Regions from separate parts of the Homo sapiens genome. Here region 2 is linked to region 1. Evidence: chromatin loops called from intact Hi-C (ENCODE). Cell type or tissue: endothelial cell of umbilical vein. All regions are shown on one strand. Each heading gives the region's core, and the rest is flanking DNA. Links, peaks and the distances in the headings are about the cores only. Region 1 holds the start of LOC105376244 (a long non-coding RNA gene). Region 2 has its middle 25 kb from the start of TLR4.

Region 1 (15,524 bases), core at 2,886-10,885:
GGAATAGAATAAGACTGAGAATAAATAAGGAAAAACTAAATTCCAGAATCTTTCTGTCTGGGCTCTGAAGTAAAGCTCAGAAACATTTTCATTGAATTTGATGAAGCAGATATTAAACAGATATTAACCATAGATCTTCAACAATCTTCTATTTTATATGTCAATCAAATATTAGTGCCTCTTGGGAAATTGAATACTAGATGCTGATCTCCTTACTATCAGCATACAAACACACAGTGTCCCCACCCCTACCCCCACAGATATTGGCAGTTACTTTTCTTTAAGACTCCATAACCTACCCTGTACTTATTCTTAAAGAGTCAATTAATGATCCTCCTCATCGCTGAAACTGACTGTATCACTCTAATTTTTCTCTGAGCCCTTTGTCCTCTTTCAGAGCTGCCTCACGATGTCTCTGGTCCACCAGACTTGGAAGATTTTTTTCATATTTGCACTGTTCCTTCTTTCAGATCTGATTGTCAGCTCCTTGATAACTGGTATCACATGGACATCCTCCAGTTGGGCTCCCTCATTCAAAGCCTGGCTCTACATTCACAAGCTGTATTATGTTGAGAAGTTACAATCGAAGTAGAACCTGTTTCACCATCTGTTAAAGGGGGGAAATACTACCATCTACATCATGGGGTGGTAGCCAGAATCAAATAAGATGATAGATGAGAAGTGCTGGCTCTACCCTGCTATCTAATTCTTGTCACTTTCTGGCTGAAAGGCAATGGGGCCAGCAACCTAGGTTTTGAAGTTTGCTTTACTCATTGGAAAAATAAATGTAACACTCAACCCTTGGGAACATCATAAGATAGTATAATACTGTGGTTCTAAGTTCAGATCCTGGAGCCAGACTACACAGATTCAAATGCAAGCTGCCCCACTTACTAATGTATGGCCTTCAGGCAAATTACTTAAATTCTCTTTGCCTCTATTTCCTTATTTGTTAGAAAATGTTATTATTACCTATTCCATAGTGCTCTTGTGGGGATTAAATGAGTTAATTCAAGTAAAGTACTTAGAACAGTTCCAGACACAGAGTGAGCTTTAATATATGTTAACAATTATTATTGTGATTTCAGTGAGATAGTACGCATGAAGGACATAGACACATGGTAGGATTTCATCATGTGGTAATCCCCACTCAGGAGATAAAAATCCTTCCACTCCCAGAGTTAAAGTCTATCAATAGAGACAATACATTGCAAGGAAATGGAATTTTTATCTCCTATAATCTAGGTGAATGCTTAATACCATCATTACTAAGGATTTACTTTTCATTTGTATTTCTTACACATCAATATTTTGTTCAGGAGAGCACCAGATCAGGAACTTGCGAATTCATCAGATAGAAAACTTTTGTTGTTTCTAATGAGGAAACCAATTCTTCAAGCCTTGTTAGAATTGCCAAACAGGGTTTCCTGCTGGGCAGCTTCATTTACTTGGCATCTCCTACTGAGAAACACCAGTACCATTCACAGATTGGGAAATGGAGAAGACAGACAACTGAATGAGAAATACCAACTTAAATGCTGAAATTTGTCACCACCTTCCAGAGAATAGGAACAGATCGTTTTTTTAAGAAAATGAATTTCAGGAGTTAGGCAAATTCATTGCATTTATATCCTCTGAAAATGTCAGAGCTAAACAATGAAATTTAAGAGCTCCTACAGTGGCAAAGCTGCAATTGATTGATAGCAGCTGCTGGGAGCAGTGAGGAGAGAGTGATTCTGAGGCTACTTCCTAGTTCAGTGGAAAAGTACTATAATCCATTAGTGATGCCTGCCATGGCCACGGAGTTGGACAGTGTTAGACCAACTTGCCATATTCTTTCTGTTTCTGATCTAGTCAAAATTCCTAATGCTACAGATGTTTTCAAATTCCCTACATTGGGAAAAGAAGGGTTTAGACTACGTTCATTTTGAAATGCCATTAGTACATGCAAATTTACTGAGACGTAAAGAGTTAAATAAATAAGAATGATTTGTGTATTCTTGGCAAGCAATTGGAAACTGCCAAACAGATTTTATAAACTCTTGAATAATGATGTTATTTCTTGGATAGTTTAAACCGTCTTTTCCCCATCCCCATTGGTTATTCTGTTTTTAATCTTTACTGCCTAGGAAACCTATTAAAAATAGGCTGACACTTGTTTAAAATCTTTACTAATTCTATAATAGTAAAGTGTACAAAGAAATTGAATTTTACCAAGAATTTGGGAATAAGCAAAATAAGCTAGCATGAGGTCACCACAAGAAAAATATATATGGCCGGGTGTGGTGGCTCACACCTGTAATCCCAGCACTTTGGGAGGCCGAGATGGGTGGATTGCCTGAGCTCGAGAGTTCGAGACCAGCCTGGCCAACATGGTGAAACCCTGTCTCTACTAAAAATACAAAAAATTAGCCGGGCGTGGTGGCGGGCACCTGTAGTCCCAGCTACTTGGGAGGCTGAGGCAGGAGAATCGCTTAAACTCGAGAGGCGGAGGTTGTGGTGAGCCAATATCGTGCCATTGCACTCCAGCCTGGGTGACAGAGTGAGACTCCATCTCAAAAAAAAAAAAAAAAAAAGAAAAATATATATGATTATTGTGGGCAGTCTTCTAAGAATTTTAACTTAAAGAGAAGTTTGGTTTTTTTTTTCAAGTCATTCATGGATTCATGGATTTTGTTTTTTGGTTCCTGTTTTTGTTGTTGACCTACTAATATAATACTAATGATAACAACTCTTTGTGTTTTTTAAGCACTCTCCCTTATATTATTTCATCTGACCTTCACATTAGCCTCACAAGCAAGGCATGATAATAATTTTTATTCCCATTTTACAGGGAGGAACTTGAGCTTCAAAGGTAACGGTTTGGAAATACCAGGGAAATCCTATTTTCTCTATATATATATTTCTCTCCATCTTGGGAAGGAAATTAGAGGTTGAACAAACCTAATGCCATTGATTTGATTCAAAATTTCAGCCTCACACATCTCTATCATCAACCCTAATATCCCTTGAGTTAAACTAATTTAGTATCCTAATAAATATTTAAATAGAAAATATTTAATACCCTAATACATAGGTTTAAGGCAAGTTGCAAATTGTCAAATGATTGATAAAAAACACAGGATTCTATAATAAGTAAATGAAGAAAGTTACTTTCAGTGGTGGATTCAGAGAAGGATTCATAAATGAGAGGGACTTAGTTTGATTCTCAAAATTAAATAAAACAAAAAGACGTGAGATGAAAGACATCTCAGAGAAGTTTCAGAAAAGTGGTACAAAATCCTTGTCTTGAAATTCAGTAGAGAAAAAGATCACATACAACTCCCTGGAGTGAAACAAACGGAGGGACATAATTGGAAAATGATTTCTGACTACTCATGTTTTTTAGTTATACCCATAGCTGGCATGTGGTCACAAGTGGTTCTACCGTGGCACTGACCTTGCTCAAACATACCACATGGTTTTTAGTGACAATCAGTCTTGTGTCTTCATCCATTTTTTTTGCCATTTGCTAGATGCATGCCTTTAAGCATATAACTTCACTCCCAGACTTCTTCTTTTCTTTTTTCTTTCGGCTTTTTGTTTAATTTTCCTGGAAGAAAAAATGATGTCTATTTCCCAGGGTTGGCGTAGGATCATGACAACCTACAAAGGGCACCTGGCATATAGCATGTGCTCAGTGCATTAGTTCTCATCCTTATTTCTTACTGTCACAAGCACCTATCTGACTCTAGAGGAAAGAAAATATTTGATTTTCTCTAAGCAGTACCAAGCCTGCAGATGAGAGTATCAGTACTGAAATTGAACTTCGTGTGTATGTGTGACACAGGGTTGAACATTTCATCAATTTCTAACATTGTTCAGCTAGAGATTTAGGGTAGATCTCCAGGAAAGCATGGAAGTGACTCTAAATTAAATCAACCTGGTAAATTGCTCAGGGATTGTGATGCCTTGCCACCAATAAAAATACATAAATAAATAAATCACTTCTAGTCTCTAATAGTTTACAGCTTGATCTAGCAGAAGTAATTTTTCAGAAATTTTACTAAATGCTCATTTAATGAGTGTGAGGGGAGTGGCACGATCTAGTATGTGTGAAAACAGATAACGCTTATTATACTAGACCCTATTTCTTAGAATAAAACTTAATGCATGTGGACTCAATGAGATTAGGTAAAAAGGGAAAACCTTTTGGGTTTCATGAAGACAAAAACATATACACATACATCTTTACCCATATCTATACTTAGATACATATGTATGTATGTACTTATATAAGTATGTATGCATGCATCTATTTTTTGAGCTGTATGTGGCAATTCTACCTACTGTACCAAAATATTTGCTCAATAAATATCCTCATAGCATAGATAAGAAACAATTATAGTTAACACACCAATTTATACTATGCATGTGGATATTTCTAAAGTACAGACAAGTAATTTTTGCTATTAAGCTGTTTATCATAGCTTGCCCCACAGTCATTTTGTTTGTTTTTGAGATGGAGTCTCACTTCATCACCCAGGCTGGAGTGCAGTGGTGACATCCCGGCTCACTGTAGCCTTTGTCTCCTGAGTTCAAGAGATTCTCCTGCCTCAGCTTCCCAAGTAGCTGACACTACAGGCTCGTGCCACCATGCCTGGCTAATTTTTGTATTTTTTTTTTTAAATAGAGTCTGGGTTTTACCATGTTGGCCTGGCTGGTCTCGAACTCCTGTCCCCAGGTGATCCTCTCACCTCGGCCTCCCAAAGTGCTGGGATTACAGATGTGAGCCATCACGTCTGGCCCTCACAATTATTTTTAATGCTATATAGTTTACTAAATAAAACTCTTTTACTAAGATCTGTAAAAGCTTAGTTTAGCCAGCAAGCTATACTGTACAAGTTGACCACAATTATGGATCAATGTTCAATCGAATGTTAGAATAAAATTTCTCTTTAAAGAGGTGACATGTTGATCTGCCATTACTGGTTAACATCATAACTTGAAGTGGTTTGCTAAATATCATCAAGTCCTTAGGAACAGAAAATACAAGGATAGATGATGTTTCTTGGGGAGGATGGGTGGAACATAAAAGCTACCTAGAGAAGGTCAAGTGGTTGGTAAGGGGAGCTTGTGATGGCGTTGATCGTCTAACGTGGAATAGGAATGGATAAGAGGAATTAGCTCTGGGAACAGAACTACATGATGGGCAAAGGGGCCCACTGAGTTTCTTTCACATATTCAACAAAATTTTTGAGCATATACAACATAGCAGTATGTATGTTTAAGCAATAGCATCTGCGTATAGCAATAGCAAATGTGAAAAGCAGAGTCCTTGCCTCTAGAGATTATGTGCAGTGCACTATCTCTAAAGGTGTGTGACCCCCCCACCCAGCATCATCAGTACCACCTGGGAACTTTTCAGAAATGTGAATTCTTGAAATCCACCCCAGACCTACTGAATCAGAAGCACCGGGGTGGGACCCTCTAATCTATGTCTTTAGGAGATTTTTAGAACCACTGGTCTAATGGAAGGGGTTCTATAACTTCTGTTCCCCAAAGCTATCCTGCCACAGAAAGTGTGAGAGGGAAATAGCTTAAAATGGCAGGAAAGTTATTGATAAACCTCCTTGATTCCTGCGTGTCTCTTTGCCTATGCAAGTCATTTGGTATATCTGTGATGTTGCCTGGTGCGTGGAGTTCCAAACTTTCCTGCTCACCAGAATTACTAAAGAGTTGTCTATTCATTCATTTACTCATTCATTTGTTCATTCATTTTTTTTTTTTCTTTGAGGTGGGTCTCTTTCTGTCACCCGGGCTGGAGTGCAGTGGCGCGATCTCGGCTCACTGCAAACTCCGCCTCCTGAGTTCAAGTGATTCTCCTGCCTTAGCCTCCCGAGTAGCTGGGACTACAGGCTTATGCCACCACACCTGCCTACTTTTTGTATTTTTACTAGAGACAGGGTTTCACCATGTTGGCCAGGCTGGTCTCGAACTCCTGACCTCAGGTGATCAGCCCACCTCGGCCTCCCAAAATTCTGGGATTATAGGCATGAGCCACTGCACCTGGCCTCATTTATTCATCCTACAAATATCTGGGAAACATTGACATTAGGCATTCATATAGGCATAAAGATTCAGTTGCAAAAAAGACAAGCATTATCTTTGCTGTTAAGGAGTTCAGAATCGAAATGGGATGTCAGAATATAAACAATAACATAAAATAATCATAAAAATTACAAAAGCAAAGAAAGTATTATAAGACAGTCTCTATGTGTTGTATTGGTCAGGGGTGCAACTTAGTCAGAGTCAGGAGGTACCTCTCTGAAGAAGTGATATTGAAGCTGAAGGATGAATAGACATTACCTGAGAAGAGAGACCAGCCTTAGCAAAGTTCTAGAGAAAGACAAAACGTCACTGTGTTCAGGGAACTAAAAAGGGCAAGCATGAGTAGAGTGAAGAGAACAAAGGAAAAGTTATTCTTGTTTGAGATTGAAATGGTATAGGTTGTTAGAGACCAAAGCCAGGTAGCTTGGGAGGACACAAAGAACAGGGAAAGGCGAAGACTCAATTCAAGTTAAGATGGTCACTATGGCCTCAAAAAAAAAAAAAAATGGATGAGAGCAGAGCAATGAAGGCTGAACCAGTTAGGATGATCTGCTGCTGTACCCCAAGTAAGTATCCAAGTGATCGATACTGGCATGATGGGGGTAGGGGAGTGTCAGGTAATGCAATAACATACAAAGCAGGGATCACTCCATTTAGAATGGGTTGTCACTCCCAGGAATGGCTTCCAAGCTATTAGGACCCAGAGATAACCCTGGACTTGGCAACTAGGTAGAGAGAAGGGGTATTCACCTATGTAAGTGACCTTAGGCAAGTCCTTGCTCGAAATCTCTCCTCCTTTCTGCCACCAATCCACTCTTACCCCTTAGTTTCTTCTTCCTAAGTGTTGCACTCCCACTCTTCTTTTAAAGTGCACATGCCCCGAGGAATTAAAGCTCTGAACAGTCTTTGAGAACGCTGAGCACATCAGTTCCTTCCTGAGAGAGGAGGGTTACAAGGTTCCTTGGTTACAAGGCTAATGCTCTGCTGTGACCCTGGTTTTCCTCTAACCCAGGTCAGGACAGGGATGTGATGTGACTGACACTTTTTACCCCACACATGGCCTCTGGTGACTGAAGGTTGACACTTTCACCAGCCCTCCCCCCAGGGTGCCCCGTCATCTCTCCTCCAAAGCTGACAGCACATTGGCATTGCTGACAAATGACTCATTTCCAGCCACATAAAATGGCTTCAATCTTCTTTTTTGAAGTCTCACAGATTACCTCCTCCGCCTCCTGCTTTTCTGACAACTTCGCTCCAGCAGTGCATTATGTTAAAAACCACACTTATTATGCCAGAGTGGGTCTGGCACGATTAGAGTTCAGTTTTTATAACAGATGTGGATATGCCTGTAATGACCTGCTTGGCTCAATGCTCCTGCAGGCCTGTGACCTGCACAGCTAGTGTCACAGGACCCAGTGTCCTCCCTGCAGAAATCCCATCTCCAGAGGGAGAAGAGACTGTCCCTCCTTCTGCACTCTTTTAATTCTATTTGAATGTGGGGTGCCACCATGAACTGTCACCCAAGTCAGAAACCAAGGTGTTCATTCAGATTTCTTCCCCACCTTTATCCCTCTTAGCCAGCCACTAAGTTTCCTTCTTTCTTTTGCTTTGGCATCTCTCCAAAGGCCCACTCGCATGCTCCTGGATCACACTACCATCACCCTTCTTTTAGAATATTGAACAATCCTCCATCCATATCTCTGCCTCCAGTCCTGCCCTTCCAAAACAGGCTCCAAAGTAATGGTTCTAAAATGCAGAATTATTCATCTACACTCACTGCTCTCAATCCTTTAATAGCATCTCACGACCTTGGGAGAAAGGCTTCAGCTTAGAATTCAAAGTTCTCTCTAAAGGCCTCTCCTGCTTCTTTACTCCAGACCACCTTCACCCAAAATCTGTTATGCAAGTAGGTATCAAACTATTTGGAGGTTCCCTCGTACACCCTACTCCTGGGTTCCTTTATAGCTTTGCTTAAGCTTGTTCTTACCTGGAATGCCTGGTTTTCCTTTTTCTTTGCCTCACTAATACCTTCTCATTCTGCAGGGCTTATTTCACCTCCAGGTAATCTTTCATGAAATGCCCTCCTCAAAGGTATTACGAGCCCCTTTTTGATACTAAAAGAGTCTATGTTCCCCTCTATCCTGCCATGAATCTCATTAATATATTGGTTCTTTTACTTGTCTTCTGTCCCACTGAACTATGTGCTCTTTGAAGGCGCAAGTGGTGCCTTAGGCAACTCAGCACACCCAGAGACATATAGAGCAAAAGGTAATTGACTATGGAACTCATCCTTCCAGCCTGCAGTTCAGCTTTGATGATGGTTAGTGTGTGCATCGTGGTCCTCCATACATGACACATTTTAGCATCTGCCAGCCCATTTAATCTTCACAACAAACCTATAAGGAAGTCATTTTAACTGATTTTACAGATGAGAAAACTGAGCCTCAGGGAGGTGGAATAACTTGCTTGTTTTCATGCAGCTAGGCAGAAGACAGTGCAGTACTGGCTGAGGGACATCTACATGGATTTGGGTAGGAAAACATAACTATAGAGCTAAGCCATGAAGGATTAGAAAGAATTTGTCAGTTGGAGTAGAGTGGGGTGAGTGGGAAGGTTATTCCAAGAAAACAAAAAGTGTATTTCTAAATATCGACATCATCATGACAAAAGCACAGAGCTATGAGGGAGAGATGCGGTTACAAATAAAGTCCTAGTCTGAATACATTTCTACCAATTGCTAGCTGTGTGATCTGGAAGAGTTGCCTAACCTCAGATTTTTCTTATATAAAATGAGAATAATAAAAGCTCCAAAGCCCTTAGATTAATATGCAGATACAATTAAATACATGTGTATTATGTATTATATAACTCTGTGTGTGTGTGTGTGTGTGTGTGTGTGTGTGTGTGTGTGTGTGTGTGTATCTTCCTAAGAAAATACTCTGACAAGCAGCAATGGCTCAATACATGTTAGCTATTTCTAGTAATGCTATTCCAATTATCTACTGTTATGAAAGAAACTACTCCAAAGCATAATATTATCAAATAACCATTGTTTTGTGCATCACAAGACCTCAGCTAGAAGAGTTGTCTCCAACCTATGCAGCATGAACTGGAGCACCCACTTCCTGGATGACTTCTTCACTCACTCACCTGGTGCTCATGGGCTGGGTTGTCATCTGTGTAGGAAAAAGGTGGTACTTGTCAGCCAGGTATCCAGCTCAGGCTGTTGACCAGGGTAGCAGCAAAGACCAGATTGATCAGGATGTTCTCTCCATGTGTCTCAGGCTTATCCCTGAGTCGCGACTTGTTTCCCAGAGAGGAAAGAGACATGAGCAGAATCTGCAAGGCTTCTTATGAGACAGCTTCAGAAGTTACAGAAAGTCCCTTCTGACAAATTCTGTTGGTCAAATAAGTAGGACAGCCATCCCAGATTCCAAGGGAGACAATTAGATTCCACCTTTCAATGAGAGGTTGACAATGAATTTGTGGCCATCTCCAATACACCACACAACTGGTACTACTAGCAGTGCTACTAGCACTATTATGACATTCAGAAGTGACTGCAGTCATTCCACTGCGATGAGCATATAGAGTGCACATAAAAAAGGGATGACTGGGGGATGAAGCCACTGAGAAACTGCTACACCGACATGGTAGAGTAGAAGCAGTAACATTCTAGTCTCTTCACTACATCCCACAAAGCCAGTGAGAACTAAGCAAGTGAATTTCCCAACCCCAGGGGGTGCATGTATAAACCAGGGAGTCAGAAGCTACACTCTGAAAAAGAGTGAGACTACTAGGAGCATCCCTGGGATTTCTTTTCTGACTCACCTGAAATGAAGCAGCCAACTCTCCCTAGCCTCTTTCTTTCTCTTACCTGATGGAGGTCACACTGAGTTATTTTTCCAAACTTTGGAGGTAAGAGAATGAAAGGTCTCAGCTATCTTGGCCATCACAAGCCAGAGTTACTCATGGGGAACAAGGCAGGAAGCATAAAGAGGACATAGCAAAGCAGATGTTGTACATAAAAGACACTTTCTAGCACAATGTAGTTCACATTTCTTCCCTTACTTACTGTGCTGATTTTTTTTTAACCATATGGGTTTTTGTCGCCACAAGATATGTATGACCTCTTTTCTCAGTTCATTGATCTGGTAACACACACACACACACACACACACACACGCACACATCTTTGGGGCTGACCTGTTCTTACCTGTTAATTCTATTAATGTCCCTGTTATAAGGCTACAGTCGAAGAGAGAACTATATAATTTAATGATATCTCCTGTACTTCTCTTCTTTTTCTTAATTCCTGACACCAATAACACACACAAAATTAAATGCATTTTTAAAAGTACATTCAAAGACATCCTTTCACACACATATATATTTCATTCTCAAATGTATCCCCATTTGGATGATAAATTACATGATTGCCTAACTTTCGAACATAAAAAGTACACTCCTCTGCAAAACATACCATTCACAAACAAACACACAAACACAGAAACACACTGAATTCCCCTTCTCCTTGCAAATACACACAGATAACCAACCACTCTAAAATGCACACACAAACACACATACACTCATAATAACACAGAGATGCCCTCAATTTCTAAATGCACACTTTCAAATCCTTGCCTAAATCATCCTCCCCAGACAAATAGCACACACCCATTCACATATTAATACTAACAGACTCTCATACCCACAAACATGCAAGAGAGAAATCTAGGAAAACCAGACACACACAAAAAGAAAAAATATATAGAGAGACATGTAGACTAATGCACTCTCTTCAGTATTCCCTGCACATATGACACCTCTAAGGAGGCTGTTGATACGTCCTGGACACACAAAAATGCCCGTGTTCAAATGAACTCCTCCACACCCACATACTACAGACAAATCCAAGCATATCCTTTTTTTAATTGTGGTAGAATCAAGCATCTACTTTCAAATACAAAATCACACATAGACTATAATAAATAAAACATATTCAGGCATAATTATACACACACACACACACACACACACACAACTTCTGGCCTTAAGTTCTCTTCTTCCACCAACACTGTCTCTCATTTCGTCTTAAAGCCCAGCCTTCACTCAGAAGATCATCTTTATGGAAATCTTCCCATAAACAAAAAAGTCCTCCTTTTTAACAGAGCTGTCCTAGTGCAGACAATCCCTCTGCCCTAGATGGCTCCTGCCTCCCTCGTGTCCCAGACTAACTGCCCTGGCCACCAACAAAGACTCTAGAAACACTTTTGCAATTCTTTAATTGGCCTCAATTTAGACAGACTAATAGCTCTAGAAATCTCAGAGGACAAAAAGATAACACTTAATAAGGATGACTGCTTAAAAAGGAACAAGGACATGTCCTTTGCAGGGACAAGGATGGAGCCATTATACTCAGCAAACTAACACAGAAACAGAAAACCAAACACCGCATGTTCTCACTTTTAAGTGGGAGCTGAACACATGGACACAGGGCAGGGAACAACACACACTGGGGCCTGTTGTTGGGTGGGTGGGGGGCAGGGGGAGGGAGAGCATGAGGAAAAATAGCTAATGCATGCTAGGCTTAATATCTAGATGATGGATTGACAGGTGCAGCAAACCACCATGGCACACGTTTACCTATGTAACAAACCTGCGCATCCTGCACGTGTATCCCTGAAGTTAATATAAAATAAAATAAAAAGGACGACTGCTAATACTGAAAGCAAAGGGCCAAGTGCTGAGGGAAACAATTGAACCTTGAGTCAGGACATCGGCTCTAGTCTTATCTCTGCCACAAATTTGCTGGGGGACCTAGGACAAATTCCTCTCACTCCCTGGCCCTTGTCTCTTCACCTGTGAAATTAAATTTTGGACATGAGGTTCTGTTTTCTAAGATCTTAAAGCTGTAATCCAAAGTACGTGAACATTTCTGGACCAAAAACTGCTAGCAGGTAACAATTGTTATTTTGATTAGAAAAGGGCACTGAATCCTTCTGCTTAAGTCGTATAGGAAAAGGTGTGCAAAATTTGGAATTAAAAAAATCTCAGTTCAAATTTTTTCTCTGACCCAAATTAATTAAATAAATGCTGTTTATTTAGCAGTTACCTTGCACCAGGTGTGGTGCTGAGTACAGGACAAGAGACTCACCTGAAACAATCTCTTGTCTTTGCAATTTAGGCGAAAGAATAAAGAATAGGACATCAACAAAGAATCTGGGTATAAATTATTTACAAGCTGTGAAAGAGATATTTCGGTCATATTATCACACCTTAAAAAATCACCTTTCATCTGTTTTTTTCATGATTCCACTTTTGACTCTGGCTTACACACATCTTGACTTACAAAAAGCTCAGGGCAAGCTCAAAAGCTGCTTCCCAACTCATCTATGTTTTGACAATGAGCCTCTATTTGTGATATGGCAGGAAGAGCTGAGCAGCCCATAACCTGTTCTTGAAGTTGTGCAGTACTGCACAGCACTGATACTAATTTCATTACTTTTATTCATCCAGCCTTGGGTACTTCAGCTTGTTGGGTTCCAGCCGCGATTAATTGGTAGAGCTCCCACTGACTTCTGATTAGCTGCTTTTAATTAGGGCCTAATGACTTCATTTGGTCCCTAATTCAGGGGGATGAGTTGCAAAACTGCCTGCAAACTGCTCAAACAGAATTACATTTTTCCAAGCCCTGAAGACATCACTCAAACTCTGCATACACAGTATTCTCCCTCCCTTGTTCCTCTTCCTATTGCCTCTGGACCACCCTGCACAGAAGCATGACAAAAAGGAAGCTTGTGACCCAGCTCCTGGCTGCTAGAGCAGATGTCACACAAAAAAGGCCTGGAAGTTGACAGGCTGGCTCCTAGGAGGAAGTCACCCCCTACAGCACTAACTCCTGCCCAGCGCCTAAAGGAAAGGCTTGGCATGCAAGAGTTTTTGAAGTCTTCACGTGCCACATTTGCTGCTTGCCTTCTTCGGAACAAGATACTCTCCTGATCTTTGCCTTAATATTCTGCTACAAACACCTGAAAACCTTCAAGCCTTCAACCTGTAACCCATAGCAAAGGTCAGAAAACAGAGAAAACAGTTTCCACCCCAGAATCCAAATGGACAGTTGCTGCTGCTGGTCTGTGATACTGGCTCTGACTTCCGAGACCACAGATCCTAACATTCTGTACTAGGGAGCAAGATAGTCACAGATACTCAAATCCTCTTGGGGTTCATGTTTAATATATAGATACCCAAGCTTTGGAGGCCCATCTCAGAAGGTTGTTTACTTTAACATTCTATTCTACAGATTTATTTATTTTTCAAAAGTAAGCAATTTGACAAACATTTATTTAACACTTACCATGTGCCAGATGCTATGTTAGTTTTCAGGTAAACACAGGTGATCAAGACTCCATCTTTAGCATCTAAGAGCCCATTGTCTACTGTGGAGGCAAATCCTTTGATTGATAGGTCAATGCTCTATAGTCAGTGTCTGGAGTGTAATAAGTGACAATTACAATTATATATATATATATATGTATATGTATCTTCATATATTTATATATGGTGCATATACATTTGTGCTTGCATATATAGTGTGTGCATATATATCAATATGCTAAAATGCACACCATTTAAAATGCTGTAAAGAACAAAGTATTCTCTCTTCCCTCAGCCCTCAAAGTGCTCTCCCCAGAGTCAACTGCTGTTAGCAGTCACTTGCGTTCATCTGCAAACATTTCATAGTCATCTGTACATATTTTTAAATGAGGAAAGTAAAATTAAGAAGGAAAAATATGACTTGCCCAAAGTGGGGTGACAATGACAGAGATTTTTATGGCTCCTGTACTCTCAGTCGTGCTCTTTTCCCAGAAACTTTTAATGGCATTGCCTGGCTCAAGAGACTAGTCTAGAAAACTTATGTTGGTTACATGCAGCCTCAAGAGAACTATACCTTGCAAAACCAACAAAGAGCTAAAAGAAAGACATGATAGGGACAGAGGGTGCTAGGAGGCAGATCAAAGAACTTCACAGGAGCTCCTAGACTATAAGACATCACCCACACAAATTCTTCGAGAACTGCCAACAGCTGTCCCTAATTCCTGCCCCTTGCCTTCTTATCAAGGCTGAACCAGGCATTGGGCAGGTCGTTAGAATCTGGTACCCACCCCTGTCTGGACTTGACTTCTGCATTTGACTCTGACACAGGCCATCCAAAATGCTGATTTGCCCTATACCAGTGACTGATGGTACTTAATTCATGCCTCCTACATACTCAAAATCTTCAGCCCCTGTTTGTGATTCTTTGTGCGTGTCTGGGTTTCAACAGCTTGCAAAGACCCTTTAAGTCAAGTGAATGCCATAGCAAGTGATGATATATATATATAGGATGCTCTGCAGTGAGTGAGGTAGCACAGCAGGAAAATATGAACTTCCTAGACATATAGACCTGGTCTCTGGTTTCAGTGATAAACATTGGATAAATTACAGAACTGTAAAATTCAGTTTCTATGTATAAAAAAATATCATATCTACTTATCAAACTTTTTGGAGAATTAGGTGACATAAGGAACTTTTAATGTGTCTGATGTGTAATGGGTGTTCCAGGTGTTCCATAAATAATAAACACTATTATATTCTCCTCCAGTTTATTTATTGTTAGTATCACTTAGTAAAACAAACAAGCCCCTGTGGCCAGTGACTGTGTTGTTTCACGGATATTTGTATGTCCATCATCAAACACTGTGGCTGATAACACAGTACATGTTTAATAAACATTCAGTAAAAGAAAGAATAGATGGAAGAATGAACAAATTGTATCTTTTGATTGTTAGCTCCATCTGAACTAAAATGATAACTCTTGATTTGGATCTCAGAGAAAAATAGAAGGCATTTTAAGCCAAAGTTACAAGCAAAGGCAAGTTAGTATGGGGAGCCACAGCATGTAAGGGTCTACGTGAAAATCAATGTGTTTGGAATCGAAGACTGATACACACCACTCATGAGTGAGATGTTGCCTATGACAACGTTCCACGCAGAGCAGCTCTTCCATAGATGTTTGATACATAATGCTGAGAATAAACACACACCAAATTCATGAGAAAGACTGAGGTGAACCCAGCAATTTTGTCAGATTTATTCAAAATACTCATTTGAGAAAGCCATGAAATGGGCTCAGTTTTTGTCATTCCTTGGAGCCCCAAAGAGGCTAACATGGAGTTCCTGGGTAGTAAGTAGAGGCTACACATGCCAGGCTGTGATCAGACAGATAGAGGTGAAGGGGTTGCAGCTGAAACTGGCCAAAGTATAAGCCTGCATTTACATCTTATAGAATCTTAAACATGCTATAACTTGCTTTCCATGTCTTTACCTGTTCTTTCCTGCACAAATTGGGCAAAGTGAGGCGACAATAAGTTGATGAAATGTACTAAATT
Region 2 (15,524 bases), core at 5,032-13,031, 85 kb after region 1:
GACCACAGAAGTGTCCCTCTCAGCTGTCTCTTTCTCAATTTATCTCCGGAAAACTAGCTGGCCTATGGTTTAGCCCATATTTCCAATATATTTTCTACTATCCTCTCAATTACATTTTATCACAATCTCTACTGTCTTTGAGAGAGATCTTGATTCTTTTGCAAATTAAGTCAGAGATTAGGAACAGTCTGTTTGGGGAAGAGATTAAGAACTATCTGTTTTAAGGCCTTTTCCCCCACCTAGGCAAAATTTCTAAAACAGCTCCGGCCAGTGAGTGGTATGGTATACTTCTCTATGAGTGACACCCCTCATTTTAGAAACTGAGTGCTCAGTGGATGAGGATAGCTTCAGGTCTTCTAGGCTTCCCTCTCCCAGCACGAAACCACTCACTGCCTTAACAAATGGGATATGGGTGATTGGAATTTTAATACTTAGTGATGAATGTCCAAGGTAGAGCCCTCATTCTATATAGTGGAGACTGAGCAGAAAACAAAGGAACATCCAATTTTGCCTTCACTTGCCCAGAACTTAGCCTCAGAAACAGGTAGGTGGAAGTAATATGAGAAATGGTGATATCTTGCCCTAGGTAGCTCCTCAGCTGGGAGTTGTGGGGTAATAGAGGTCCATGTTCTGGAGAGGATCAGCCTAGAGTCCAGTTTCTGTCTCACTGAGCTGGGAGTGGGGAGTGAGTGAGTCTGGGTTCAGATACTATAGACTCTCACTATTTCCACCACGTCTTAGTGCATTTTCTTAAATCAATGTTTCATCATTTGCCCTTTGAACTATTTTCACAGACTTTTAATAGTTTTGTGTGTGTGTTTTACTAATTTTCACTAGTTTCTGAGAGGAACATGTCCACAGAGCTCCTCATGCTGCCATATCAAAAGTGGAACTCAAACATAGGCGCTCAAACATGGAACTTTTTGCACCAAAGTTAATATCCAAAGAGTAGGGACAGTAATCACAGCATAAGCGATGGGAAAGAAAAAGCAATAAAGAAGAGGTAAATGAGGTATAAAAAAGAAAAGAACAGTAGCAGCAAGAAAGACACTTGATGGAGGAAGAAAGGAGAGGAAGAAGATAAAAAAAGATGGAAGTGTAAAACAGTCATAATTGACGCAAATTAAGTCAAAAGAAATTGGTGTTTGGTCAGTGAGAAGCAACTGACATATGTTGATACCCTCACACTGGCCTTTCATCAAACAGTGACTTACCTTCCAACATCACCCAACTATTTCATTGTTCATGTGCTGAGTTTCCCAAAGGTCATCTTGAGTTCTTGCAAAATATATATATGTGTGTATACACATATATACATATACACACACACACACACACACACACACACATATATATACATGCTTTTCCCCTTTTTCCTCAACACATAAAAATCCTCCGTATCCTTGAAGGATTAGTTCAAATGCTGTCTCCGCCAGAAATCATCCTTTTATTTACCCAGAGCTGCTTTGATTTTTGCCTTATCCATTTTCTAATTTTTCCTAATAATTTACCTGTATGTCTATTGTAAATTTATCTTTTCTTTCTCCCTTCCAGGGTGTTTTGGCTCCTGTTTATTCCCAAGTCTGATTGTCTGAAATACCCTCAAAGATCCTTTCACTGTATTTCTGTTTTCTTATGTTAGCCAAAGAATACTTACATTCAATAATCCTATTTAGTGGAGATATATAAATGTTAAAAACAACTGCAGAGGGAGATTTGCACAATAACATACTCATATTCTTCCATCCATCATATGAACGAACAAGACTGATGAATGAATTGAATAAATGAATTTCAGAAATAATGAAATGTGCATATTATCATATTGGGAAACTAAGAAAAACAGCTCAGTAATCTTGGAGGAGAATGGAGTAAAGATAGCACGAAATGATTCCTATCAGCTTCAGAAAACGAGAGGACAGGAGGGAGGAGATGAGGGACTGGTGGTGCTGGTCCCCTGATGCTCAGAGAATGGGTGCCCAGGTCTGCTAGAAACAGGACTTCTAGAAGGTAAATAGGTCCGGAAGACTATGGTTACAAGGCCAATTTTGCTGGCTATATGTAGAGGCTTCAGAAACAAAGGGAGTACATAGCTCTTCTTAAAATCGTAGGTATTTATGCCTGAGATGAAACTGAATTCTGTTTGGGCAAGAGATGTTCTAATGTATACAAAGCAAAGAACAGCACGGTGACTCTTGGCAGCAAATCGTACAAAACCAGAGTAATCTGGTTAAAGGTAACTCATGCCCATGGAAACAGTGGCAGGATTTGTTTCAAATTCTTAAGCAACCTTCCTGCTAAGGCCATTGGATGGAGAATTCATGTGATGCTGTACCCTTCAAGGATTTTAACTAATAACAAGTAAATAAATAAAAGTAGATATGGAAAACAACACACACACACACAAAGACAGAACAGGAAAACTATTCTATTTTTCATGTCTTTGTCGCTAACATTTGCTATGTGATCTTGAGCACAAAATAGCAACTACATCCCCACTTCAATGACTTCACCTGTAAAGGAAGGAGCTAAACTAAATTTTAATTTTTCCTCCTCAGAGTTTCTGGCATGCTATGTAAAGAAGAATGTGATAAAACAATATCAAAGGGGTAACAAATCCCCAGAAAATTTGAAAATTAGGTACAAGACTGTTTTTTTTTATTAAAGGAAAAAACATGAAGAAAAGAAGATAACTATAGCTATAAGGTGCTACACTCCATTTCAGCTTCCTAAAGGACATCCCCCTTCTCCCCCGTCAATTACACAACCAACTCGAACAAAGAGCATATAACTTAGAAATGTTTATTTTTAACAAAGAGAGAAGCCTGGACATAACGTCACAGCTTGGAAAATCTTATCTCTCCAGAGTTTTCAGCCTAAATAATTGGATCAGCCTCATCTAACAAATGCTGCTAGCTTCTAAGTCTATGGAGAAATCTGGTTTAAAATTGCCACTCAGAACTGTGAGGGACCTTAACATCTCAATTAAATGGTTGACATAAGAACAAGATAAAAAGAAAATGAGAAGGTAGACTGACTAATTGTGAGAGAAAGGGGATTTCTTCATTGCACAAAACATAATCTTCATTTAAGCAGAGATTGTCAGAAGTTATCAGCTCCAAATACAAACACATAAAAGTTCAATAACAGATAATTCAACAACAAAAGGCATCACATTTCTACATGGGGGATTGAAAATTCAATATCTAACTATATAAAGGAAACTGGAGCACTTTAGACTTCCCCCAGATCTCAGAATGCATCTCTCCTGGGTTTACAGTAAGGAATCTCCCAAATTAAGCCAGACTTCTAAACAATAATTTTCCAGCCGCAATGTCTGCCAAATGTCAATAAAATTTCAGAATCCCACTGACAACAAGAAGAGAAGATACCCTACAAGAATATTCAAGGGATATGGATTCATCGAATTCAAAGTCTAACCTTAGGAAACACTTTCACCTGGAGTTTCTTCTTTGCTCAAAAGTCATGTGACATTACCTACTGAAGGAAGAATGTATTTCTAAGGAGAAAGGGAGGAAGTTGTAATGTTCTCCTGAGTATAATTCCTCCCAGAACTAGTCAGGAAAGATTCCATAACCCTTGGTCAAATGTTTAAATGTGAGAGAAATAAATGGTGAGGACTAGACAACAATTAATATAGCATTCATATAGCAGTGCAATGTTCATATTCCACTCGAGTGAAGGCATCATGGCAGAATTGAAATGGAGCATGTTTTAGAAATAGACAGATTTGAGTTTGAATCTCTGCTTCACATTTTGCCAACTGTGTAACTTTGTCCCACCACTCTATTTCCGTCTATAGAATTCGGATAAAACTGCGGTCTTTATGAGGTTGTCCAAAGGATGACATAAAAAGTATTAAGAAAACATCCAGTACAGAGCCTAGTATGCAATAGGTGTGTGCTAGATATGTAAAATATTATTATCTTTATTTTTCTTTTCCTCAAATTACAACTTAGAGTTGTCTATAGCCCTAATTTTATTTGTTGAGCACTACTGGTGGGGCTAGAGCAAATAATGACGCTGTGCCATGACTGAAATTATATGATCCACCCCACCACACCCTGTTGGGCATTCCCTTTAGCTTCATTGTGTACTTGGCTGGTGGTATTGAGGTTAGAAGAAAGGGCCCTAGCTCCAGTGTCAGGAGATTTGAGTGGACACATCACTAGATCTTTCAGGAACTTTATTACCCCATCTTTAAATAGGGACTCATAATCTAAGCTCTGCACTCTACTATCTGATTTTTAAAAGGACTTTACTAATCTGGATTTGCATCCTAAATTACCCACCTATCCTACAGGAAATTCCCATTACTTCCCTTAAGTTCATATGGTAATTTGCAATTGATAAAATGCCCGTTTATTGACTCATAATAAGCTCCACCAACCAACTCATTTTGAGAAAGATTTCACATTCATTGACTCATAATAAGCCCTGCCAACCATTCATTCTCACTTTCTCTCTTTTTGTCCTCAATCGTGGTGTGAGAATCAGACTTCTATTGTACTCATATGTACTTTTTTATTTTCTATTTTAGCTCTCAGCTTACCTGTTAAAGTAACAGTGCAGCTACTTTAGAAAGTGATCACCTTCCCTTTTCCTTTCACACTGTTTTATTAAGTTAACTAACTGCCCCTCCCCCATGCCAACAGATAGATGCATGGAGAAACAGACTAAGTAAGAAAATGAACCCTGGGACAGAGAACTCAGATAATAGCAAAAAAAAAAAAAAAAAAAAAAAAAAAAATAAGAAGCTTTACTTTGTAGAATGCTAGCTCAAAAGTAAAACAGAGAGCCCAAGGTATATGACTAACTCTCAAGTTTTTCCCAAATGGAGTCCTATTCCTATGTGCTGCCTCTGCAAAAGTGAAAGTATTTTAGGATTTTAGGACTGGACTAAATAGATAGATATTCATCAGATTTACATTGATGTTGTTTTCATGGAAATTGAATACGTACTTACCACCTAAAATGCCAGCTTAAGGAAAGTCCACAGTGTTTATATCATGGCAGAGGTAAAAAACCAAATTCAGGGAAATATATCTTTGAATGGTCCACTGATGAATAATGAGAAATAAATAAATTTGAACATAAAGGACTAAGTTTCAATGTTGTATTCAACCTCAATGATAGAAATAAAGGTACCTACCCCACCACTCCTAAGCCCACTCATAATATATCTCTCATCTCCTCTGAAACGGGTAAGTATAGGCTTTTGGTCAGAGATTTTTGAGATATTTTCTATTTGCACAGAACTTCTTAATTCTACCACTGGTTAGCAAATTATATCATAGCTTGTGAAGTGCTACAATCAGCCAACTGTACAAAATAAGGTCTTAAATCTTGGTTCTAGTTCAGGCTCTAACACTATTTACTGTGTCAGTGAGGATAATGGGCTTCCACTTCCTCATCCTGAGTTGATTTTTTAATCTCCTTCATCTGTATTCTTCTGATTCTCTTTTGTAATGTCCGTTATCTTGCAGCAGTACTAAATACTTATATCAACTCTTCTCACTTGTGCAATTTGGATTACCACTTTTCCGCTTACTAACCAAGTGGCTTCAGTGATGTTAGTAAGCCTCTCTGTGCCTGACCTTCTTCTGTAGAGTGAACAGTAGTTTCCTCATACAGTATGAGATTAAATGAGATAACAAATCTGGAACTCTGCTTAGAATTGTTCTGGACACATAGCAAAATCAATAAATATAAGCTGCAGTCGTTATAACTCAGAGTAAATTATAAGATCTTTGATAAATGGGACCATGCCTATTATTTCCCACAGTGCATTTCTGCAAATCCCAGAGTAGACAGGACAGTGCTAGGTATGGAAGGATGCACCCAATAAATCGATACTGACTAAATGGATAAATTAGTAGTAGAAATATCTTGGAAACTAAACATCTTTCAAATATTCAATAGGAGAGGTCTTCAGCAAAGCAAAGAAAAAACATCTTCCTAGAATAACAAGTAGTTTAAATAACTGTGTGCATGCATTAACAGTACTTATTCCAGGCAACATCTCAAAAGCAAGACAACACATCTTCACAGAAGCCTATGCTCCTTGTTCCTAAGCAATTAACACTAAAATAAACCATAGACTTCAGAAACTCCAATGGAAAACTGAAGCCTAGAGAATTTTCAGAAAATTCCAATGCATGTGTACACAAGAGCACAAACTAGAGTTACTTAGATCTTTTCATTCTACATGTTATCCAGTTTCAAGGTCATTCCATAAAGCTTTTTCTAAATAACCCATCTACAAGTATCAAAACTCCTCTTCTGAGTACTAGAAGAACATTCTCTATGTTTCTTTTAATTTTTACATGTATACATTTTCTATACACAGTACCTTATCTTGAGGCAGTAGACTTTGAATTCAGAAAGACCTTCATTAGATACCAATTCTGTTACTTACCATCTGAGCATCCTTGAGCAAATTCTCTGATTTATTGAAATCTATACGTAAGAGCTATTGTTGGAAAGATTAAATAAAATAGTACATGTAGACATGCAACAAATATAAGTTTCTTTCTTTTCATCCCTTTTTTTCTCCTAACCATATCTCTGAAAGTTCTTTGATAATAGGCCCTCTTCCACTATAGTACAATATCCTCCTCAGAGAAGAATAAGCATTTATTTCATTTGTTCTTCTATGCTTAGTACACCTCAGGCACCATTTATGAGTAAAATACCATTAAGACACAGAAATTATATTTCTACTCCAACCCAACCAAAAGTGAGAGTATACAGCCTTCTGTTGTGTAGTTACCCTTAGAAGAATAGAGAGTGAACAAGTTATCTCTAGTGTCTAAAGGGTGAAAAAAAGAAAAGAAAAGAAAAACAGACTGAAAAAGTAATGATTACATATTTTTGCTTCTTTCATTTCTGATTTCCCCAAGTATCTAATAAATTAAAATAAAACAAACTCCAAGATGCACATTCTTCTTATTTCTGGAGGAATAAAATCAAGGAGCTTATGGAAGACTTCAAAAAATTGTTGCAGTAGATATAACATGAAATGGAGGGGAATCATAGATTGTAACTGACTTTCTGCCTTCATACGCAACAGGAAGAATGTACGTTCATAGGCAACAAAGTGTTAGTAATCCTTGGTTGAAATATTGTTTTACCTCATGCAATGATAGTTGAGATCTAAAAGAAAAATTTTAAAATGTAAGAATATTAGGTTGGTGCAAAAGTAATTGCAGTTTTGCCATTACTTTTAATATATAATTAAATTTAAAATATAAATTAAAATGTAATGTATATTACATTTAATAATATAAACATACACACAAATGCATACACATAAAACAGAGTTATGGACCTGAAACAATCTATTCTTCTAGGAGAAAACAAGTAATAAAACCAACAGGTAACAAGCATTCAGAGATAATTGCCAGTAATACTCAGACATGTGTTTGATGATTAATAGCAATAGATTTCACAGAGGTGGTTAATAAAGAGGCAGGCAGTGTTGAGACAATATATAAAATGATTAAAAGTGAAATGGTCTTTGGTCCTCAAAGGAAGAAGGAAGGCCTAAAGAGTTTGTCTTTCCCAATACCTGTCACTAAGAAGGTTTTGTGGCATTGAGAAAACCAAGAAGAAGTTAAAGATAAAAACTTGCAAATGGAGAAATTATTCATATGGAAGTCTTGAGCAGTTATTTAACCACTCTTGAAAGTGAAACCAAACAATATCTCAGGCCTTTTTCAGCTTTATGAAAAGACTGATTATCACTAATTTCTTTAAGTGTCTGTTTTTAGATAATGAAAACAGTGGCTGAAAGAAAGAAGATGGAGTCAAAAAAAGTTTAATACTAAAGATCAAGAGAGCCAAATGTTGAATATTTGGCAACAATTGAAAGTACGAATCCCTGAGATTCAAACCTGGAAGTGCTGATTTACGTGCCAGAAAGCATGTGTTAAAAAGTTGTCTATTAGCCACATTTATCTAAATGCAACAGGAAGGATATGACTCCATCTTCCTAAATGGAATGCCTTCCAAAGCTCAGCTCTCTGAGAAATTTCAGAACAAATTTTTTCTTTCAGAAAAATAATCATTCTTGAATGCAAAAAGGACCAGTAGGAAATACATCTGATTATTGTTGAAACTGCTATATGTGGAACCCTCAAAAGTTTTCCTATCCAATACCTTCCTTGATTTCTTTGATTGGTAAGTCTTTGAAATTGCTGCACAAAGTAATCAAAAATGGAGAAGAAACATTTTTTTCCTATGAAGAATGATTCTAAAGAAGTGGATCTTAGTAACCAAGTGGAAGGGAAAATCTCGGCAAAGCCACTGATCTAATCCAATGCTTCCATTCTGCTGACAAGGAAAACAATAACATAAGCTAATTCTTCTCAAAGATAAGCAGTTGAGAGACAAAACCATATAAACTGAACCCTGGACTTAGCATAAAAAGATCTGAGTCATTTGTCCCTGCCAGGTTACCCACTAACAGTGAACTTGAGAAAGTAACATAAACTCTCTCACCTCATTGTCTCAGGTTGGTCATCAAGGGCTGCTAGTGCAAACATTCTCAGATTCTGGGATACTTTTATGATTAGACACATTCATAAAGAACAGACCGTACTGGCTTTAATCCCAAACTATGACAATAGGGAGTTGGAAAGGTATTCTTTTTCCAAACAAATTCTCCTTTAGTATTCCAAATAGAAAGGGAATATGATGAATAGATCCCTTGCTATCCCAAGAATTCTGTTTTTTCCCCTAGTGCTATCAGTTACTTGATATTTAGTTATTTGCTTTTTTAAAAAAAAAGTATTTTCTTTTCTTGCTATGTGTGGATCACTCAGGAACAAAAATATTTGGCTAAATATTTTTGACATTAACTACTTAATTTGAATATTTTTAAGATTTGCACAACTTTTTTAAGATATTACCTTGCTTGAATAAATTAATTAGAAGATTATCTGTTATGTAGCTGCACATAATGAACCCTTCCCAGATTGGGTCATTCCTAGCCATATTTTTGCCAATATTTTAAGGACCAATTTCTCTCCTAAACTTTGTCCCTTTATGTAGAAAGTATTCCCAACCACAATATATACTTGGCAGTTAAAACTGAATGTGGGTGGAAAAGAAACAAATCTTTCTTGCACATTTCTCATTAAATCCCAAAACCTCTTTGTAGCTTATTTTTAATTCTTTAGAGAAAAATCCTGTTACTAAAAATGTCTGGTACTACCAGAAGATATTACTTTTTGTCTTTTGATCCTGGGACCTGCAACCTGAAGAAAGGTATTGTGCCTTCACTAGGGTATAAGGATTCTGGGTTATCTTACATAACCTGTTGCTGAGTTAATTCAGGAGAAATGAAATATACAAAGAGCAATATGCCCTACAACTTTGACATCATCATCAACACCATCATTATCCATCATTGTAGCAAACACTCATAGCATTATTTAGTTTGAGGCACTGTTTTAATTACTTTACACATTTTAACATAATGAAGTAGAAATGAAAATGTATTCACAGCTTGTGTTATAAAAATTCAACTTGTAAATGTTGTATTAAAAATTTATTCTTCTGACCATCCTAATACAGATCTATTCTTCACAAAGCTGTCCTGGGATATGAGTACCACCCAGTGGTGATGTGTTTATCCATTAAGTTTAATATTTTCTCCTATCAAAATTTTTCTTACCTCCTCCAGTAATGATAGTTACATTGCCTTTCACTAAGTAGGGTTTAGTTATTTAAACTTCAGATGAACTTCCTGAGTGTATTATTGGAACATGGTTTTCCTTCCCCTTTAATATTTGCATTGTTCTCTGAGGATGGATTATAGCTTTTTCACTCTGACAACTTGGGGTTTGGCCATGTGACTTGCTTGGCCAATAAAATGTATGTGAATGAAAATTAAACCATTGCAACCATAAGCTTTGCACTGGCTTGTGTTGTTTAGCTTTGTCTCTTGCACTTCTGCCCTGTACCATAAGAATACACCCTTAGAGGCACTGTTCCTTAAACTCAAGTTCTGGAATAAAAGATAGATGGAGCCAATCAAAATCAACCCATAGCTTGAACTAAAGCTTCCTAATTGACCTGGATAACTGTGAGGGAGAAATAAATATTCATTGTAGACCATTGAGACTTGGGGGGTGGTTTTTTATGCATCATTATTGAAACAATAGCTAGCTAATAAATTCTCATATGTTCATGAGCATGTTAATTATCTCCATTGGCCCCCACCCCTTCCTCTTCCAAATCTTGTTTACCTTTGGTAAATATATGTTCCTCCTTCAATTTTCTTTCCCTAGGTTTTATTTATAAGTCTCCAAAGTCTTTAACGATGGTCAATGAACATAAAGCAGTTCATTTATCAATGAACTGATAAATCTTTATCAAAGAAATATTTATAGTATACTTAATTAAAAATTTTAAAGTAGCTTTAAAATGACTTTGTATTCAATGTTATTTCCATATTTTCTTTCAATGTTAGTCTTGTAACACTAGATTCAGATTGCCTGGGTTTGAATCCTGATTCTGTATTCATCTCTTACTGGGTATGAGGCCTTGGACAAATTTCTTATTAATGCTTCTACTTTCTCACCTACAAAGATGACAAGAGTAGTATCACCAATACAAGGTTCTTTGCAAGATAAAGGTAGTTCATACACGTAAAGGAATTAGAACAGTCCTGGAAAATGGTAAAAACTCCAAAGTTGGCTATTAACTTCATCATCATCATCTATCATATATCAAATCTAGAGAAGGTTGTTTGACCTATAATATGGCTTAATTAGTTGTTTGTGAATGTGCTTGAAATAAACAGTCACCTCTAATTCCTTTTAATTGGAAGATATAATTACTACCTGTAATTCTAGATGATATATTTCTATTTTAAATGTGCTTTAGTAGTCTTCAAATAATATAGTCTTCAGAAGAACTGTCTAAAGGAAAAAAGGAACAAGGAGTAATGCTTAAATTTTAATGTTAAAAAATAACTAAGGATGAAAGAAGTTAAAGGATTTGCCCTAAACTCTCATGAGTAGTTGTATCAGAGCCTGGGTGGAAAAGAACAGACTTACACATAGACTCTTTTTTTTTAAGGGTGGTTTACTTATGGTTGATTCCAAGCTCTTTTGGAATTTAAGTATCACTGGAAAATATATTGTTAAAAAATGAATATAGAAGTCCTCAACAGTCTTCTAGTGTATGCTTTTCTAGGAAAGGATAGATCCTCTTCTTCTCCCCTCTGAAATATTTGACCATCTTTCATTTTCAGTGTCTTGTGTTGACATTAAATACATCAAGTAGAGAGTGAACTTAGGTATTGGGTATTTGGTCCCCAGGTATTCAACTGTTTCTACTGTATTGATTGTTCCTGATCTATAAATGCTTCATCAAGTGATTTTCCTGTATTCTGTAATATTCCAACCTTATGTCTTAAATTTTATAACCCACCCTTCTGATTAATTATGTTCAGAGCCTATCTGTATGTATTCATCTGTTCTCACACTGCTATAAAGATACTACCTGAGACTGAGTAACTTATGAACAAAAAGGTTTAATTAACTCAAAGTTCCACATGGCTGAGGAGGCCTCAGGAAACTTACAATCATGGCAGAAGGCAAAGAGGAAGCAAGCACCTTCTTCACAAGGCAGCAGGAGAGAGAGAGAGAGATTGAAGGGGGAAGTACCAGACACTTATCAAACAACTAGATCTCTAGAGAACTCATTCACTATCATGAGAACAGCATGGGGGAAACCATCTCCATGATCCAATCACCTCCCACCGGGTCCCTCTCTTGACATGTGGGGATTACAATTTGGATTACAATAAAAGATGAGATTTGGGTGGGGACACAGCCAAACTATATCACTGTATATATGTTGATTATTTCTATCTCAATGATTTTATTCCTTACCACATGCAGATGTTTTTGAACATCCTGCTTGAATCTTATTGCTTCCAAAATGTTCCCTCTGACTTGCCTTAATACATTCTGTCCTACACTCTTTATTTGTGAGTTCTCAATACTTCCACACAATACATGCCAAAAGAGAGGTATGGGAAAGTGGTTTTTATAATTTAGATGAAAAAGTTTCATATATATGTGCTATAGGTGTCATTATGAATTATCAAAAAAATTAAAATATAATATTAAGTACTTGGAATAAAAATTAATCTTTGATAAGTCACAGTGTATTTCAGTATTTTTCATGACTAAAGTTGACTAAGAGGAGGACAATCATATCAGTATCAATAACTTACACTTATGTGATATCTATCACATTTTTTCAAGTACACTTAAAACAATCATATGAGTAAAATTGAACAGGAAATTTTTTATAAAATATTTTTTATTATTAAGTAAAAACACGTGACCACCCTAGGAAATTTGGAAAATATTGAAGAAAAAACAAGAAGGAAATACAATCTCATCTCATTGATGCAAGTCTGCCACATATGCTACAATACTTGGAAAAATTTTGCTAGTGTTTCTTTTATTTTACGTATTGCATTTTACTTTATTTTTTCTGGCTGTGTAAAATTTGATATATGTAACAATTATAGGGACAGGTGTTATTATATTTAGAAATATTCATTTTAAATATAAAGAAATTTCAACTTACAAAGATAAGTCACCACACAAGTTTGTAAGCAAGAACAAGCCAGAAAGATCAGTGTCTTAACTGTCCTGTAAGTGCCATGCTCATATCTTCACTGTCTTATAAGTACCATGCTCATGTCTTCCCTGTTTTCGTGTTTCAACTACAGCTTCCCTTCTCCATCCCTGGAGAATTTCCTCTGCCTTTTTTGCCTAAGAAATTATATTAGTCCTTAAACCCACCTCGATGTAGTACATAACATTTACATTTTGGAGTTACAGCTGTGTGATGTTGGACAAGTTGCCTATGCCCTCTGAACATAAGGTTCCCCACCTGTAAAATGGGGGTAATATAATTAACTTAACAGATAATTGTGAAAATTTACTCAGACAATGCATATATATGGTCTAGGACTAGAAACTGATGGAATCAGAATTTAAACCAGGTCTGCATGATTTAATACATCATGTTGCCTCACAAATATTGGAAGCTCCATAAAAGTGGCACTGTCCTAACCAGCCCCAATTGGCCCTGCATGCAAATCTTGGGCCAATTCTAATCCCCTCAGCCTAGATTTTCATTGTGCAAAACAGGTATACTAATTATGTCTAATTCATAGGAATATCATGGAAATTAAATGAAATGATGTGTGTGTCTGGCATATACAGAGAACTTCAATACATGATAGATTGTTATTTTTCATAATACCAATGATAAAATGACAATGGTGATTAAATTTACGCTTTCTTTTTGTTATTCGTGTCTTTTTTCATTCTCTGTACTGTTCATTGCTAGGCTGGAAAATACCTTGTGCCCATTATCTTTCCTCTTGAGGAATGTCAGCAAAACTTTTTTGAAGAAAGCAAAAAAGTTTCAAATGCAGGCATTTTAATTAAAAAGAAAAAAATAAAGAAGAAAAAAGACAGGGCAGAGAGGTTGGATTGAGCTGTTTCTTTATATTGAGAGTTTTCCTGAGGGCGGGCTGCTCATCATCTGTCTTCCTGCTGTTTTGCACCTTTGCTTATACAATACATCCACTCCTAGAGGCATCTTAGCAGAAAAAAGATGAAAGGGAAGCACTGGTGCTCCTTCTGGACACAAGAAACAGAACAGATGAGACAAGAAATGAAGAAGACGTGAGGATGGTGAAATAGGCTGGGCCAGGAGAGGAGGAAAAATATGGAAACATGGAAGAAGAGAAAGAAAAAAAAGGAGGACAAAGAAGAGAAAGAGGAAGTGAAGGAGAGAAAAAGAAAGGAAAAAAATGAGGAAGAGAGAAGAATGATGAAGGAATTAAATCACAGGAAAGACAAACATGAAGGGAAATGAGAATGATAAAAAGAAATGTGGAAAAAGGGAAACAAAGGTGAATATGATGAAATCATAAGAAAAAAAGTAAAAAGAATGAAATAAATGAGTGAAGAAAAACAACAGTGATAAGAACTAAAACAGTCGTTAATGTGAAATAAAAGGAGAAAAGGAGAAAAGCAAGAAAGGGGAAACAAACTTGAAGAAGAAGGAGGAGAAGGAGGAGGAGGAGGAGGAAGCAGCAGAGGAGAAAAGAAGAAAAAGTGATGAAGCAGATGCTGGAAATTAAGATACTACTTCTACTGTCTTAAGCAGCTCGAGCTCACATTAAAAAAATCATAAATTGGGTGTCTTAAATAACAGAAATTTATTTTTTCACAGTTTTTTCCAAGGCCAAGGTGCCAATATAATTGATTTCCGGGGAGGGCATTGTGCTTGCATTCTGGGCAACGACCTTCTCACTGTGTCCTCACATAGAGGGGAGAGAGAGAGAATCAGAGAGCAAGCTCTGGGGTGACTTTTCTTAAACAAGAGCAGTCATCCCATTGTGAAGGCCCCACCCTCATGACCTTGTCAAAACCTAATCATCTCCCAAAGGCCTTGCCTCCAAATACCATCACATAAGGGTTAGGGTTTGAACATATAAATCTGGGGGGTGGACACAATTCAAGTCACAGAACTGCTATTAATGATCATAAACACACTATCAATGGAAAGTGGGAAGAACGGAGTTAATGTAGCTTATACACTTTGTGCTTCAAATGAATGATTTTGTTATAGTCACTCTAACAATGCTCTAAGATATCCACGGTGATTTTACAAATAAAGAAAGATGTCCATATTTTCTTTCCTCCTTCTAATAGCAAATCAAAAGTTATTTTGTCCTGAATGTCTATTGATGCCAATGTATACCAGACCTTTTTTTTTTGTATCGCAATTTTTAATATATTAGGGCTTTTTATTTCTTAGTGGTCATGAGTCATTTCAGGGCATTCTTTGAATACCTTATCTTCCTAGGTCACAGTAGATATTTCTAGGCAAAAATGTGGAGGAGGAAAGAGAAGATGGGGCTTGGCTCAAGGACATAACACATCCTTGTTTGACCTGAATCATCTTGGTCAATGTTTTGACCTGAATCATTTAATAAACACAAAAGGGAGATTATGTAAGAGGAGGTCTTTGAAAGAGGCCTGAAGTAAATCTGGGTGATTCAAGAATAAACCACAGGAAGGATGGAGCCTAAAATCATGGATTGCATAAGTTTATAAACCTTACCTTCTCTACCTAATCAAAATTGTCCTTGTAAAGGAGCCATCTCTTTCCCTAGTTCCAAGTAATAATTGCTAAATCTCTCTGAAAAAAAATGGAGTAAGTTGAGATCTGCAAAATTTTATTTTTAAGAAAAATGTAAGAAACATCAACTTCATGAAAATTAAAAATTTGTTTACATTAATTTAATTTCAACTAATGGCACTGCAAATATTTGGTTAATTTTTATGTAAAGAAAAGCAATCATGAAATTTTATTCATGAAAACCACAGTAACAAATGATGAAGTTGAATATATCTCAAACAAGTCAAATTGTGTGTTATCACCCAGTGCTG

Evidence for each region. Peaks named below come from ENCODE experiments on the same cell type or tissue, not always from the same donor. Only the 100,000 strongest peaks of a DNase experiment are listed, where the experiment ranks them.
Region 2: it touches region 1 in a loop (2.0-fold over the local background); 3 of 110 quality-filtered maps call a loop at or near these places.

What each region holds. Positions count from the first base shown.
Region 1 is chr9:117,755,166-117,770,689 of GRCh38, reverse strand. LOC105376244 (a long non-coding RNA gene) reads right to left here and starts at 11,233. Exons shown (of 3, transcript XR_007061907.1): 1 at 9,241-11,233; 2 at 3,440-3,592. RefSeq lists an enhancer at 6,629-7,828. In endothelial cell of umbilical vein, for the core only: no CTCF peak of the experiment used is centred there; a DNase peak (open chromatin) is centred at 7,169; H3K27ac peaks cover 248 bases.
Region 2 is chr9:117,672,081-117,687,604 of GRCh38, reverse strand. It overlaps the pseudogene RPL35AP22. Among named protein-coding and RNA genes, the nearest start is that of TLR4, 25 kb to the left of the region's middle. RefSeq lists an enhancer at 1-230. In endothelial cell of umbilical vein, for the core only: no CTCF peak of the experiment used is centred there; DNase peaks (open chromatin) are centred at 7,874, 8,354 and 9,784; H3K27ac peaks cover 2,217 bases.